Linked DNA regions of Homo sapiens: region 2 is linked to region 1. Evidence: chromatin loops called from intact Hi-C (ENCODE). Cell type or tissue: A673. All regions are shown on one strand.

Evidence for each region. Peaks named below come from ENCODE experiments on the same cell type or tissue, not always from the same donor. Only the 100,000 strongest peaks of a DNase experiment are listed, where the experiment ranks them.
Region 2: it touches region 1 in a loop (2.5-fold over the local background); 2 of 110 quality-filtered maps call a loop at or near these places.

Annotation. Positions count from the first base shown.
Region 1 is chr18:70,928,847-70,936,846 of GRCh38, reverse strand. No RefSeq gene overlaps it. Among named protein-coding and RNA genes, the nearest start is that of GTSCR1, 280 kb to the right of the region's middle. In A673, a CTCF peak has its summit at 4,446 (motif pointing left); a DNase peak (open chromatin) is centred at 4,406.
Region 2 is chr18:71,231,142-71,239,141 of GRCh38, reverse strand. LOC105372187 (a long non-coding RNA gene) reads left to right here and starts at 1,984. Exons shown (of 4, transcript NR_188047.1): 1 at 1,984-2,120. In A673, no CTCF peak of the experiment used is centred here; no DNase peak of the experiment used is centred here.

The DNA.
Region 1 (8,000 bases):
AGAATCAGTGGAAGCCCTGAGCTTGTTTTCCTGCAACTAGACGGTCCCATTTGGGGGTGATGGGAAACAGTGACAGATCGTCAGACATTGGTTTCTTATAAGCTGTAAGCAACCTAGATCCCTCACATGCACAGTCCACAACAGGGTTGGCCCTTGAATTAGTCCGTTCTCACACTGCTATAAAGAACTACTTGAGACTGGGTAATTTATGAAGAAAAGAGGTTTGACTCACAGTTCCATAGGATTAACAGGAAGCATGACTGGGAGGCCTCAGGAAACTTACAATCATGGTAGAAGGCGAAGGGGAAGCAAGGACCTTCTTCACACGGCGGCAGGAGAGAGAGCGAAGGGGGAAGTGCCACACACTTTCAAACAACCAGATCTCATGGGAACTCACTCACTGTTAGGAGAACAGCAAGGAGGAAGTCCACCCAAATGATTCAATCACCTAATCCCCTCCCAGCAGGCCACTCCCCCGACACCTGTGGATTACAATTCCAGGTAAGATCTTTGGTGAGATATGGTTTGATGAGCCAAACCGCATCAGTGCTCCTAGGAGAATCTATTGTCGCCTGCTGATCTGACAGAAGGCAGAGCTCAGGCAGTAATGTGAGGGATCAGGAGCAGCTGTAAGTACAGATGAAGTTTTTCTGCCTTGCCTGCTCCTCGCCTCTTGCTGTGTGGCCCAGTTCTTAACAGGCAATGGACTGGTACCTGTCAGTGACCTGGGGGCCGGGGACCCCTGCTCTAAGAAATTCAAAACACGTAGCAGCAATGCACTGATTCAGCTCATTCAGTGAATCCAGGCATTAGTTCGACAAGATATCTTGAGCTCTTCTAAGTAACAAGAGCATTGGATACAAAGACAAATAAGGCAATTCCTGGCCTCAAGACTATTATAATCTAATTAGAGGCAAGAGACTGAAAACAAAGTATAATAAATGCTATACGGGATATACAATGTATTCTAATTCTATAACCAAGCCTTTGGAAATTTTATTAGTTTTCTATTGCTGCTATAACAAATTGCCACAAATTTAGTACTTAAAACAACATGAATTTATTCTCTTACAGTCTGGAGGGTGGAAGTTCAAAATGAGTTTCACTGAACTAAAATGAAAGGGTCATCTGGGCTGGTTCTTTCTGGAACCTTTATGGGAGAATCTGTCTTCATGCCCTTTCTACCTTCTAGATGCCACCCGTAATCCATGGCTCAGGGCCCCTCTGACATCTTCAAAGCCAGCTGAGTATCGTCTTCTCTCTTCTCTGGCCTCTGGTCCATTCTTGCACCTTCTCTCTCCGAGTCTGATTCTCCTTCCTCCCTCTTACAAGGATCACTGTGATTACATTGAGTTGAGGTAGATAATCCACTATAATTTCTTCATCTCAAGATCCTAAATTTCATCTGCAAATTCTCTTTTTCCATGTAAAGTAATATTCACACGATTTAGGAATTAGGACATAGACATCATTGTGGGGGAGTGAGGGACATTATTCAGCCTAGCACAAATACTATGGATAATTTCTTGCACATATCAAAATTTGTGTACTTTCAACCATCTTTTGGAATTTTCCTAAGTCATCTTTTTATATGCAAGTCCTCCAAATGTTATGTAATCTGCAGAACTATGCTAATTAGATACAGATATAAAAATTTTGTGAAATAAAACTAAATATATATTAAAAATTTTCCTGTTGTTAATAGTAAACAGTTTGGGTTTAAATGGCAAGTTATACCAGTCCATTAGCTGATTCTCATGTTTCTATACTCATTTTGGCTTGGAAAAACAATTGCATTTTATTTGAGCTCCATTAACAATTTTGAAAAAAAAAATGGCTATATGTATTTGTGTGTATATATACACACTCACACCTCATCACACACACATACTTATATCCATTCCACTAAATATATCCGTTGCAAAAATTTCACACACTCACAAGTATGTTTGGGTTGGAATATTTAGTGTTTAATTAGTTTGGAAGAATTCATAATTACTATATTGAGGAGATTTGGGGTTATGAGTTTACTATTGCTTGAAATTTCTATAATTCCTTTATTATGAAGGTTGAGCAATGTAATTCTCTTGACAGTGTAAATTAATGAAATACCGTAGAGCCCTAATAGATGATTTTCGCAGATTTCTCCATAAGCCGTTATTACTATCTGTCTGCAGAGGCTTATAAACTTTAGGAGCTTCATGGCATCTTCACATCTTGAGACAGATGTTCTGAAATAGTTTTCAATTACATGCCAATTTTTTGCAAGTCTAAGGTAGACTGGGAAGAGAGAATGGAAAGCAAATTCCAGCTTACTTGTAGTCTGACTTTTAGGGGATATCTCAGTTTGAAAGGATTCGTGAGTTCTTGAGGCATTTTCCTTTTTATCACCCCCACTGGATGCCAGCTTATATCACATGAGCACGTGATGTACCTACTATGGAAAGCACTGAACTAGGCTTTTTACACATTCATTTATTCATTCAATAACCATTGAGTTCATATGAGATATATATATATTTTTCAAGGTGCTAAGGATACAGAGTAAAATAAAACACTGTCTTCTCCTTGGAGAAATCCAGGTCTAGTAAGAAAGGACCTGTCACCTATGACTACAATATGATATAATTAATATTGTGATAGATGCAAACAGAGTGTATTATAGGTGCGCTGAAAAAGAGCATATAAATCCAACTTTTAATATGAGAATTTCTTCTTGGTGAATTGAGTTTTGAAATATAAGCAGGAGTTAGTTGAATAGGAAACAGGAAAATTGCATTCTAGGAAGAGGAGCAGCATAGACAAAGCGTGGTTGGTGAAAATGCAGGACATGACATGGCACCTTGAGGTATCAAGGAGAGTTCCCCATAGCTGGAGGAGAGAGAACTTAAAGGAGGCAGTGGCTAGATAATAAATGGTCTTTTTCTAAATTAAGCATTATGGTTTTTTTCCTGTGAGCTACCAGGATAAAATAAAGAAGAATTGGAAGCAGGGTGCTGGGATGGTCCAATTGTACATTAGAAGGATATCTCTGGCACCAGTGAGATGGACATGTTTTTTGATCACCAGGTCTGTTTTGACCTTCTAGAGACTATAATGTGTCCTTGAAGAATAATCTGTAGGACTATATCAGAGTTTCCTGGAACTCACTGCCTTAGGGGTCCATCAATGGATAACCTCACCAGAAGACAAAAGAGAGGAAATAAACATCAGTGAATATATTTCCCTGGTTTCTTTCCTGGTTGTCTCAGAATTACTGTTTCCCTCAACCAAGACAGAACACCTGCAGGTGGCTCCGTCTAGGTGGTACAGCCCCGCCATACTTGTGCTGGGATACTGCACTATCCCCTGTGGTTTCCTTACACTCTGCCTGTTTAGTCCCCTTATTAAACTCTGCTGTAATTCTCCAATATGAATGGACCACTTTTTATACCTTTTATTCTGCCCAAATCCTTACTAATACCACTTTTACTTTTATAACACAGTGAGATTAGTATTATTTTGTCATATTTTACAAGTGAAGATACTTGAATTCTATGTAAGAAGTTATGTAATTTTCTAAGGTCTCAATAAATAGGTGGGAGAACCAGGAATGGAGTGCTCCTCCCTATCTAGAAAGCCCTCCCCTTCTACTCCTATCCCCTCCCCACAGTGCACTAGCAGGACCTCCTTAAGGACTAGGGGAGACCTAGCATTCTGGCAGGAGTGAGGGAGAAACATCTGAAAGGTCTTGTCCCAATATCTCATGCATTTTCACCCTACATTGTGGTAACATGGTGGATCTGTAGAAAATGTAATGTGACTTTCCATGTATTTTGTCTTGTTGAAACAAAACTCATTTTGCCAAGACCTATATTATATATACTATATTTTTATTAAAATATATGACTATTTGAGGTGCATAGTATATTTATCCATTAAATATTATTCCTTCAAGGGATTATAAACTCCACTGAAATAGAAGGTGATAACTTTTTTTCTATCTATTTTATATGAACTTCAACGTACACCCGTCTTCTAATAGGAAGTATTTAACAAATGCTAAAAATATAAATACCAGTGACACTGTAAAAAGATTTTTTTCCAAGCAAAATTCATATGGTTAGCTTGTGTTTTTTCTTTTACGCAAGATATTAAAATAATTTAACTTATTTACATAGAGATTTCTTTCATATTATACCACAATATGGAATAAGGCATTGATATTTTACTAAAGGAACAGATATAAAAGACCAAAACTTTCTTTATACTATCAGTAGTTCCCCTTTTTTTTTTTCAGGATCTAGATTATACTTTCTAATTATATCCCAGCTCCTCCCTCCCCTAGAGTTGTCTTGTCATCTGAACTCTTGGTAAAGTCTTCAAGAATAGAAATGTGTGAAAGTCACTGGTACACTAAAAACCTTAAAAACAGATATGATGCCACCTAGTGGTCCCAAGAAAATGCATTTGCTGGAAGCAAAGTAGATTCAATGAATGTGCATAGAAAATAACTAAGAAAATTGAAGGATTTCAGGCTTAAAAATTAAGGCAAATGCATTTGCTCTCTAAGTATAGATGCCCCTCAACTTGCAAATTGGAAATATCACGAGTGGAAAATGCATTTATCCACCCAACCTACCCGACATCATAACTTAGCCTCGCCTCCCTCAAGTGTGCTCAGAACACTTCCCTTCACCTACAGTTGGGCAAAATCATCTGGCAACACAGGCCACTGAAGAGCCTGGCTTGCCTCCCCTGGTGATGTGATCTCATGGCTGCGTGAGAGCTGCGGCTCCCTGCCACTGTCTAGCAACCACAAGAAAGTATTGCATATCCCTGGCCCAGAAAAAGATTAAGAGTAAAAATTCAGAAATCAAAGTACTGTTTCTACTGAATGCATATCGCTTTCACACAATCATAAAGTTAAAAACTTGTAGATCTAACCATAGTCAAGGACTGCCTGTATATATGTTCTTCACTTATTTAACTTTACATTTCTCAGGGGACAGACTGAATTCATTCTAAAGTGATTTATCTTCTTACAAATCTTTTGTATACTGACAGAATACATTTGAACTAGCAATATAAAAAAGTAGATGAGGCATTCTACAGAAAGATTAGTCTAATCTGAATTAATCAATGAAATAATATTTAATAGGTCATTTGGTGTTGATGTTTAACCCAAGAAAACTTTCAAAGGGGCTCTTCACATTTCTGTGATTTTTTAAATTCATAGCTAACACAGAGCTAAATGAAACGCTATACAACCTTTCACTGTAATATTTACAAATAAACAAATACCCACCTTTCCAAATTCCTCAGAGAATTTAAAATGACAATGGATTTGAAATGCCACAGCCTTCAAGATAATAATTTAGGTGATGTCTGTTATTTAAATTATCAGAATGCCATCATAGAAAGGACTTTGTGTTTAATTTCCTACCTGCCATATTAAAATGTCAAACTATATTATACAAGCTATTAAGGATGACCCCCAAATTTGATTCCATTTTCTATCCAAAAACAAATTTGGTTCAAGGTATGTGCAATATCCACTTTATTACAGGCTAAAGAGAGAAGATAAATACAATATTAATTCTCAGTTTTATCACACAGTCATATCAAATGGAGAAGATGCCTGGCCTTTTGCGCTATATTATTGGAAATAATAAAATAAAGCGTGGTTTAAATTTGAAACACAATTTCCTAATGTAAGTGTGCAAGCTGGTGTGAACTGTGGAGAAGTGAGCATCTGGGGAGAGGACCTAGTGCCGGCTGTGCTTCCCCACATGGATGGCCTCAACTCGATGACTATACATGTTGACCTTCAGATCTTTCAGCACAAAATAATACAGTGTGCTTAGATGACTGTGAAATTCTGCCTGCTTCTACGATGCCACTCTATTTAAGCCGTCAAACTCAGGACTAACAAGAGATTATTTACCTGATTTGCCCTGTAACCATAAAGTTTCAGAAAATTATTTTCCTTTAATTTTGTAAGGCTATTGTGTTCATTAATTACATGTACTCCTCCAGTTGTATAAATTCACCAGGAATAATAATGTTAAAAATCTTGGATACAATTTGCAGAAAACACTAAAGCACATTCATTAAATTTAAACATGTAACTTTGAGACCTTCCACACAGAATTTAAAAAACATTTTCGGCCAGGTGCAGTGGCTCACACCTGTAATCCCAGCACTTTGTGATCCCGAGATGGGCGGATCACATGGTCAAGAGAGCGAGACAATTCTACCCAACATGGTGAAACCCCATCTCTACTAAAAATGCAAAACTCAGGGCCGGGCGCGGTGGCTCACGCCTGTAATCCCAGCACTTTGGGAGGCCAAGATGGGCGGATCACGAGGTCAGGAGATCGAGACCATCCTGGCTAACACGGTGAAACCCCGTCTCTACTAAAAATACAAAAAATTAGCCGGGCGCGGTGGCGGGCGCCTGTAGTCCCAGCTACTCGGGAGGCTGAGGCAGGAGAATGGCGTGAACCTGGGAGACTGAGCTTGCAGTGAGCAGAGATCGCGCCACTGCACTCCAGCCTGGGCCACAGAACGAGACTGGGTCTCAAAAAAAAAAAAAAAAAGAAAAAAAAAATTAGCTGGGCGTGGTGTCATGATGCACCTGTAGTCCCAGCTACTCGGGAGGATGAGGCAGGAGAATTACTTGAACCCAGGAGTTGGAGGTTGCAGTGAGCCGAGATTGCACCACTGCACTCCATCCAGCCTGGCAACAGAGCGAGACTCCGTCTCAAAAAAGAAAGAAAAAAAAAAAAAAAGAAAGAAATTTCATCCGCTTCTGAATTACTTTCTTGAAGGACATCACAATTAATTATGCAAAGGGGGTTTTATTGCATATACTTACATATTTAGGAGGAGATGGAGAAAGGCACAAATAAACCTTCACTACATTTGAATTCATGTGATGGTGAACTATGCCCCTCCCCTGCATTCCATTTATACAGTCTGACTAATAATATGCCTCTATTTAGTTTCCGGCTTCTGGTGGGAATTATATATTAAACATGGCCTAACTTCTTGTTTCTACATTAAGATCATCTTGGGGGAAAAATAGCTATTTCTGCTTTTTTCTAATATATGCCCCATAGTAAGAAGGCATAAACTCATTCTATAGGAAGGGTAATCAATTCCTTAATCATCTCATAAAGGCATAAAAGCAGAAGTTCCTGGTCGAATTCATTTCATTGCCCTTGATCAACAGCAATATCACAGAACTGGACCAAAATGTGTGCCATTCTTAATTTAGAGCAAAAAGACCCTGAAAGAAATTATTAAAATCAACATATGTAGTTATAATATGATACCCTTAGATCAAGTTTGCCTTTTATTTTTTATAAGCTCACACATCTCAGTATAAGAAATATGAGCAACTTTCCACTTTACCCTATAATTCAAGTATGAATATTTAGAAGAATAAAATTTGATTGTTTTCTCAAATATTATATTAAAACCCAAAGAATAAATCAGGAAAGTCCATGAATATTCATGGGTTTCAAACGATGCATCTCTCAGTTTCAATTTAGTGAACATTAATATTCGCTTAAACGTATGAACATAAAACATACAAATATGTATGAATTTCAATACATGATGCTAAAGGCTCTATTTCATTGAGTTGTTAATGACGATATAAATAAAATGAACACGGCTAGAGTATATTATTTTTTCACCAAAATGCCAAAATGCAAATATATCTTTCTAATAAGTTAAAATGGGAATCGGTTTATTACTTGTAATAAAGTGGCTGACAAACCTACTAACCCTCAAGTAATGTTAAAATGAATAACACTTTGGGTAACACATTATTCAAGCTAGGATTTTTTCCCAGCTCTTTCTATGTGCTTTCAAATTTTTTTTCTTTGAAACAGATGTCAGGTTACGGTACCATTATATCCATTTTATAGATGGCTCAAGTAACATTGCAGGATATTAATTAGAAAACAGTTCTTTCTGAGAATAATCTCTTGTTTATATTTTGTTTAACT
Region 2 (8,000 bases), 300 kb before region 1:
ACGCGTGGCAACCAGCAGTGTATACGTAAAGCAATAGGGTGTGGGTCACTTTAAGTTCATGGGGAAATGCCTGAATGGTCCCTTTAAAGGAGGCAGTGGGAAAGTGGGAGCCCCCGCCTGCTAGGCAGGAGAGATACCCTAAGTTCTTTACTCTGGCCACCAGCTTGAGCCATTTGGGTGTGGCAGAGAACTGGAAACTGTGTCACAGGTAACTGAGACCTGCTTCTGGTCTGAAAAGGTTAGAACTATATTCAAAATAAAGGACAAGGCGATATAAAAATCATAGAAATTCACTACAGCAACTAACATAAAGTCTTCCAATGTAAGAACATATTTTCTATTCTCTGATGTGCTTTAATTTCATAGGCCATAGTAGCAGATAATGTACATCTCTTTAAAGAATAAAGTAGGGCCATTGTAATAAATATGAAAAACATACATGAAGATGTAATTTTATTAAAGATTTAATGAAGACTGCAGTGAATTGATAAAAAGAAATAAATTACCTATGGAAATATCCCTATAATATGTTAGTGTATAATTTGCCTTTCTTGTTAACAGAAAAATTCAGACATATTTTTACTTAATATTGCTAAGACCATAGATTAAATTAGTGGTAAAGTCATCTATGAAATTCCAATTCACCAACAGCCAGTCAAATTCAATTATATTTTGTAATGCTATGATTTGTTAGTTCCTGCATTTTACTGTATTATCTAAATTTATGTTAAAGTATGACATAAAAACATTATTTTCAAAATGTAACTTCTATGGTAAACTTAATCCTATACTTCACAGGGATTAATGTAAAGCAGAAGCACACACAAATATACATGCACATTTAAGAACTGTGTTTGCACTTTCTCTTTTTAATAAGTAGAAATCATACTTCATTAAGGTTTCTTGCAAACATGTTTTAAAGAGCTGAACTTTTTGTCATAATGAATTACAACTTGATGAGTTAAAGGAAACAGTAAAGTTGTCAAAATAGGATAAGAAATAATTTTTGATGCTCAACACAAATTCATTGGAGACAATGGAGCACGTGTGGTAACTTGGCTCTTGCCCATTTTCTCTATCCACAGCAAATATCTTCTCAAAATAGGAAGATGCTCCACACTTATCTCAGGAAAGTATTTCATTGCTAGCGGCAGTGTAGTCAAAAGTTTTGAAACTCTGCTCATTATGTGAAGAAAGAGCTTAACAAGCATGCATGAAATACTGTACTGCCTCTAACTTGCTCTTCTTTCTGGATTTACAGAGTTTAATGAATCATTTAACAAAAACAGCCTAACTACCCAGGCATATAAAAGTCTGATTCATTCATCACCCAAAAGCCTTAACCACAGGGATGATACAGGGATGTCTTACAAATTGGAATGAGAATTCAACCATTTATTGCAAGCTGAGTCTCCCACACTCCAAGTATTGTTAAGGGTTACATAATATACTTTCCCCCTTATTTTTGAATCTTTAAACATTATTTTCTTCAGTCTTAGTTTTATCTTGGAAAAAAAAAAATCCTGTCCGTTGGTGGCAAATGTTCCTGAAATCTGGGGTGCTACTTCGCTATGCATTAGCTGGATTGGGAACAGTGGTTTATACATAGCAAGAAATAGCAGCTCAGCAAAAACATTTGAATGAGGAAATGAATGCATGAGTGAGTGAAAAATGGAAAAGTATCAAATGAAATGGGTACTGATTTCAGTGCGACGGGACTTTCTAAATCTCTCTGACCACTTACATATCTTAGCATATAAGTCTGTTCTCACACTGCTATGAAGAAACACCTGGGACTAGGTTATTTATAAAGGAAGTAGTTTAACTGACTCATAGTTCAGCATGGCTGCGGAGTTCCTGAGAAACTTACAATCACGGTGATTGCAAAGGTGATGCAAGTACCTTCCTCCCAAGGCGACAGGAAGGAGATTGCAAAAGGGGAAGAGCCCCTTATAAAACCATCAGATCTCGTGAGAACTCACTCACTATCACGAGAACAGCATGGGAGAAACCGCCCCCCATGATCCAATCACCCGCTACCAAGCCCTCTCCCTTGACACATGGGGATTACAATTCAAGATGAGATTTGGGTGGAGACGCAGCCAAACCATAACACTCAGGTATTAACGCATGTCAAAGGGATCGCTACCAGGTTCCTTTTATGGCCAGAGTCACTTGACAACCTAAGTTGCTATTAGAAGTTGAGCACTTCTGTGTGGAAGGACAGAGGAAAAAAAAAAAAAATCTTCCCACTCAAGGCACTTAGAGGCATAATTAGAGTGGGACTGATAAAACACAGGAAGATCCAGTGCATTGACTAGGGAAAGGAGAGGTTAGCCAGATCGTCCATTTCCTCCTACAGATGCTTGTCTTATAAAATGAAAAGCAAAGCAAAACAGAATCATCTTCATTTCACTAACGTAGGCTTCAGAAACGTTGAGTTGTAACCTTATTTCTTTCTGGGGCTGTCCAGGTAACCCAGGAAAGAACAGTTCATCCCTGTGTACTTGAGTTCCTTTCTCTCTAAAATTAGGATATTAATTTTGACATCTGAAGGCTGTTTGAGAAAAAATGAAATTTTATTCCTGAAATTGACTTAAAAACAGTTAAGTGCTATACAAATCTAACGTGTTAAACTTTTAAAGATGAGTTGAAGCTGACAGCTGAAGGAAGCAGAAATGGGTACTGAATATTTATGTTAAACCTAGAAATTTCTATAGCCAGAAGTACAAGTCAGAATTATTGCAAAGTAGGCTCACAAGTTCCAAAATTGTTGAAAATGACATCTCTGCCTGACAGCTACAAGGGAACTTATCCAGTGAGTCTTCACCTCAAAGTAACTAAAGAATATTTTTTTAAAAGACAAAAACACAAGCATATGATTATATCCTTTCTGTCCATCTTCCTGGCTCAAATACCTGGGGTCTGTTTCAGTCATGTGTCCCTTTAAATCCACTGGGTGATGCATCAAGACAGGTAATAGCGATTCCTCAACCTCTAATTTATGCCTCTTATTCTGTTTCTCTTTACTGACAATCTCCATTTTTCTATAGGAAGACAAATCCTAGTTTGTTAAAAAAAAAAATGGTAAACATAAACAAGCAAAAATAAAAACTGGGGGAAATGATTGGGATTAAATAGCAGAAATTTGCAAATTAGAAAACCCATTCTGTGCTCAATATCCGTAAGGAAATGCATACTGGACTGGAAACAAATTGAACTTAGAAAAAGATGCACAAGTTATAGTATTACTAAATGCATAACACGTATAAAGACTTCCTTCCTTCCTTCCCTCCCTCTCTCCCTTCCTTTCTTCCTTTTTCCATCCCTCCCTTCCTCCCTTTCTTCCTGCCTTTCTTCCTTCCTTCCCTCTTCCTCTTCATTTTTCTTCCTCACTTCTTTCCATTTTCCATCTTTCCTAACTTCCATCTTCCTTCTATTCCTCACCTCTTATGTCCAGTTTTCTCTATTTCCTTATTCCTTTCTCTCTTTTTTTGTTTCAACTTTTTGATTTCTCTCCCTTTCTCTGTACGTTTTATTATTTTTCCTTCTTTTATCTTCCTTTTTTCTTTCATTTTTTTTTTTTTTTTGGCTTATATGTATTAAAGTCAGCCCTCTGTATCCACAGCTTCTGCTTCTATGGATTCAATTAGCTGTGGATAGAAAATATTAAAAAAAAAATAGAACAATAAATACAGACTTAAAAGTTCTCTATAAAAACTAAATAACACTTTATATTTAGTATTATAAATTATCCAGAGATGATTTAAAAGGAGAAGGTGCATTGGTTATATGCAAATTCTACCAGCCTGGGCAACATAGCATGACCCTGTCTTTATAAAAAATTAAATTAAATTTAAAAATAGAAACTAAAAAAAGACAAAATGGATAGACTGTTTTTTGTTTTTTGTTTTTGAGATGGGGCTCTTGCTCTGTCACCCAAGGTGGAGTGCAGTGGTGCTATCTCAGCTCACTGCAACCTCTGCCTGCTGGGTTCAAGCAATTCTCCTGCCTCAGTCTCCTGAGTAGCTGGGATTACAGGTGCATGCAACCACGCCCAGCTTAGTTTTGCATTCTTAGTAGAGACAGGGTTTCACCATGTTGGTCAGGCTGCTCTCGACCTCCTGACCTTGTGATCCGCCTACCTCGGCTTCCCCAAGTGCTGGATTACAGGCGTGAGACTATTCTAAACATATGCTGCTAGAAGGAAACATATGCTGCCACTATTTTATAGAAAGGACTGTAACAACGGTGTATTTTGGTCTCTGTAGGGAATCCTAGAACCAGTCCTCCATGGATGGTGAGAGACAACTGCATATTATATTATGTAATAGAAACATATTGATCTTATAACTGGAAAAAACTTCTACATATATATAAAATATTTAGATTTCAAATAAGCTGTTCAGAAAAGACAGACTGAAAAAGAGTTCACCTCTTGAACTCTTCAGTAATCTATTGGCTCTGGGTACCCTGGACTTTCTTCAATAAAATTACTCCTTGATTTGAAGAAAAGTGACTGAAGAAGCTGCAGGAAATTCATCTTCCAACATTCCAAACTAATTCTACTTCACGAAATCACAGAAGACCTCCCTTGCACTCATTACCCAAATAGAAGAAACTGTCTCAATCTGGCATAAAAAGTGAAGGAAGTGACCAAAGTGGCTTCTCGCTTTACTGACATATAATTGACAAATAAAAATGATAGATATTTAAGGTGTACAACATGTTTTGATATGCATATATTTTGTTAAATGATTACTGCAATCAAGCTAATTAACATATCACCTCACTTAATTTTTTGGTGATGAAAATACTTCTCTTTCAGTAAATTAGTAAATTCAGTAAATACTTCTCTTTCAGTAAATTTCAAGTGTACACCACACAGTTATGAAATATCGTCACCACCTTGTTAAGTCTCCAGAACCACAGTGTTTCTTGACATTTCTGCGATTGCCAATAACACTAAATCAAGTCCATGAAAGGTTATCGACAATAGCTTTCATCACAATCAATGATAAAAGTTCTGTTTAAAATAACATCGCATAGAAATACTCATAAATGTCTTTAGAGCAATGTAAATAAACGATTTTTTATTTCTGAATAAAATAAAAGGTATGTTAACAAGATGATCTGTTTTATTATATCATGTTCGTATATGTAGGAAAGAAAAGAACCAGCCTAGCAAGATATTCCAGATTTAAACTAAGACTACATTTACATCTAGAAAAAAAAAACAAACAAAAATATATATATACACACAAACATATACGTGTACAAGTATACATCTGTAATACATATACTTTAAAATATATTGAATACTGCATTAAATGGAGATAATTTTATAATAAATACAAATAACTGACATTGTAACATAAAATGTATATGCCTAGATAATGTCTAGATGTCAAGATAAGAAGCATATGTATTATTTTAATTGCATGAAAACATGTTTATTAATGCATATATACACTTCATATTCAAATTACTATATTCACATCTTTCTCTACCTGTGCCTTACATCACAGTATACTAAACTATTTACGTAAACAAGTGAGTGTACATGGCAAAACAAAAATATTGCCCTATTTTACAATTTCTCTTGTTTAGTAGTTTAAGCAGCACACTGAATTATAATTAAAAATATCAGTAAAGTGACATTTTGAAGAAAAAATGGCAATGAATGAAAGAAGCTGGACATACTTTAAAGCCAAATACTAGTAAGCATATAGAGGGCAAGGACGCTGTGCCACGTGTTATTCAGTAACTGCCATGTGTGCGAGACTTTAAAAAATCCTCCTGCCCTTACAACATAGCTTTCCCACCAACGTTCTTGATGGTGATAATGATCTTATTTTCTAATACATGTAGTTAATATTCCCCATAGAAAAACATATTTAAAAGAATGGCAAAGGGAGAAAAAATGTTATATATGCACACACATAGAGTTAGATAATCACATTTGTATATATTCTATTATTTTTAATGCATCCACATATAAATCCACCATTTATTATATTCCATTAAAAATACTTTGAATTCCAAAAAAGCTTTAAAATACATGATTCTAAAATGGATAGAAGGCCAGGTATGGTGGCTCATACCTGTAATCCCAGCACTTTGGGAGGCCAAGGCATGATGATTCCTTGCCTTGGAGTTCAAGACCAGCCTGGGAAACGTAGCATGACCCTGTCTTTATAAAAAATTTAATTTAATTTAATTTAAAAATAGAAACTAAAATAAAAAAGAGAAAATGGATAGACTGGTTTTTTTTTTGTTTTGTTTTGTTTTTTTTTTGGGGGGATGGGGCTCTCGCTCTATTGCCCAGGCTGGAGTGCAGTGGTACGATCTCAGCTCACTACAACCTCTGCCTGCTGGGTTCAAGCAATTCTCCTGCCTCAGTCTTCTGAATAGCTGGGATTACAGGTGCATACCACCACGCCCAGCTTACTTTTGTATTTTTAGTAGAGACAGGGTTTCACTATGTTGGTCAGGCTGGTCTCAAACTCCTGACCTCATGATCTACCTACCTCGGCTTCCCAAAGTGCTGGATTACAGGCATGAGACTGTTCTAAACATATGCTGCTAGAAGGAAACATATGTTGCCACTATTTTATACTATGACATATCATGACTACATGCAATGTATTAAGCTACAGAAGAGTATGGTATAGAAGAATAGAAAGCATTTATCCTCTATATTTACCTTTTCTGAAGAAATCTAAGGCTTATTTCAGAGAAAAGTACCTGAACCAAATAATGTAAATAATAAGATCCTAGACTTTGCTGTTTATCTAATGCATGTCTAGATGTTTACCTTAATTTTATCATAAATAATGTCACATAAAAGCACGTATCTTTCAACGGCCTACTGTTCTCACTTGGATCTTTGGAATGGGGGATATTATAATTTAAATATTATTAGTTCTTATGTGTTAAGCTTTTCTGCAATGTTTGGAAGGTAAAAATCCAAACAGACTGAGCATTTTCTATGTCCATTTTCTTGTTCCATTTTATTTTTCCCCCTTGTGGGCTAAAATGAAAATTTTGTAATTAATATTCTTCGTATTGCCTCTTTAATACCATTCTTTTTAGAAATACCTGGTTATTTAATAAAGTCATTTGTTTAAGCAGATTCTTTAAGCAAACAGATTGCTCCTTGGGAACAGACATCTTCAGAAGTACTTTAACACTTTCACAAGGTTAGTCATTAATACTTTATAGAAGTCAGTTAATAAAAAGGAAAGAATATAACTCTTTCCTATACTAACTCTTTCATAAATTGAGAATAAAGATTTGTACTTAGAACATACATTAACTAGTGGACTCTAGAGTTGGATTAGTCAACTATTATAGCAATGAGGACATCATAAAATTACCTGTAGAGCAATTTAAGGGATAGCAATCACTCATGGAGTGCCTTCCTGCAAGGCAGGCATCAGGACAGCTATTCCTAATTTATTACCTAATTTAATCATCTCAACTTTCCAAGATACATATGCATCTCTACTTTCCCATTGAAAATAACAGAAATACTGAAATTAAATAAATAACATTTTCAATGTCAAAACCCAGAAACTTTGGATGGTAGGACCAAAATTAACTTCTGAGCCCATTCCCATTCCCTTCTAATACATTACCTTACCTCAAGTGGGAGGAATTAAACAAACCAAAATATAAATGCTTTTGTTGTTGTTGCTATTCTACTTAACCTGATAAAGAAATAAAGGTTTAATCGTGTGCATATGCATTATTCCTTTCCCTTAAAATTTGGATACTGCAGAAAGAACAATAAATGTTTGTGTATAAAACATATTTACTTTCTTTAAAGGGTTTTTACATTCTTATCATTATTCTTTCACCATTACAGTACATTCATCATTTTTTTCTTATTTAATCTGTTTCTGTGCAAAATAATGATCACAGAAAGTTACAAAATGAGTCAGATGGACCACAGTAATAATAATTATTATTATAACAAACATTTGGGGTGAAACAGA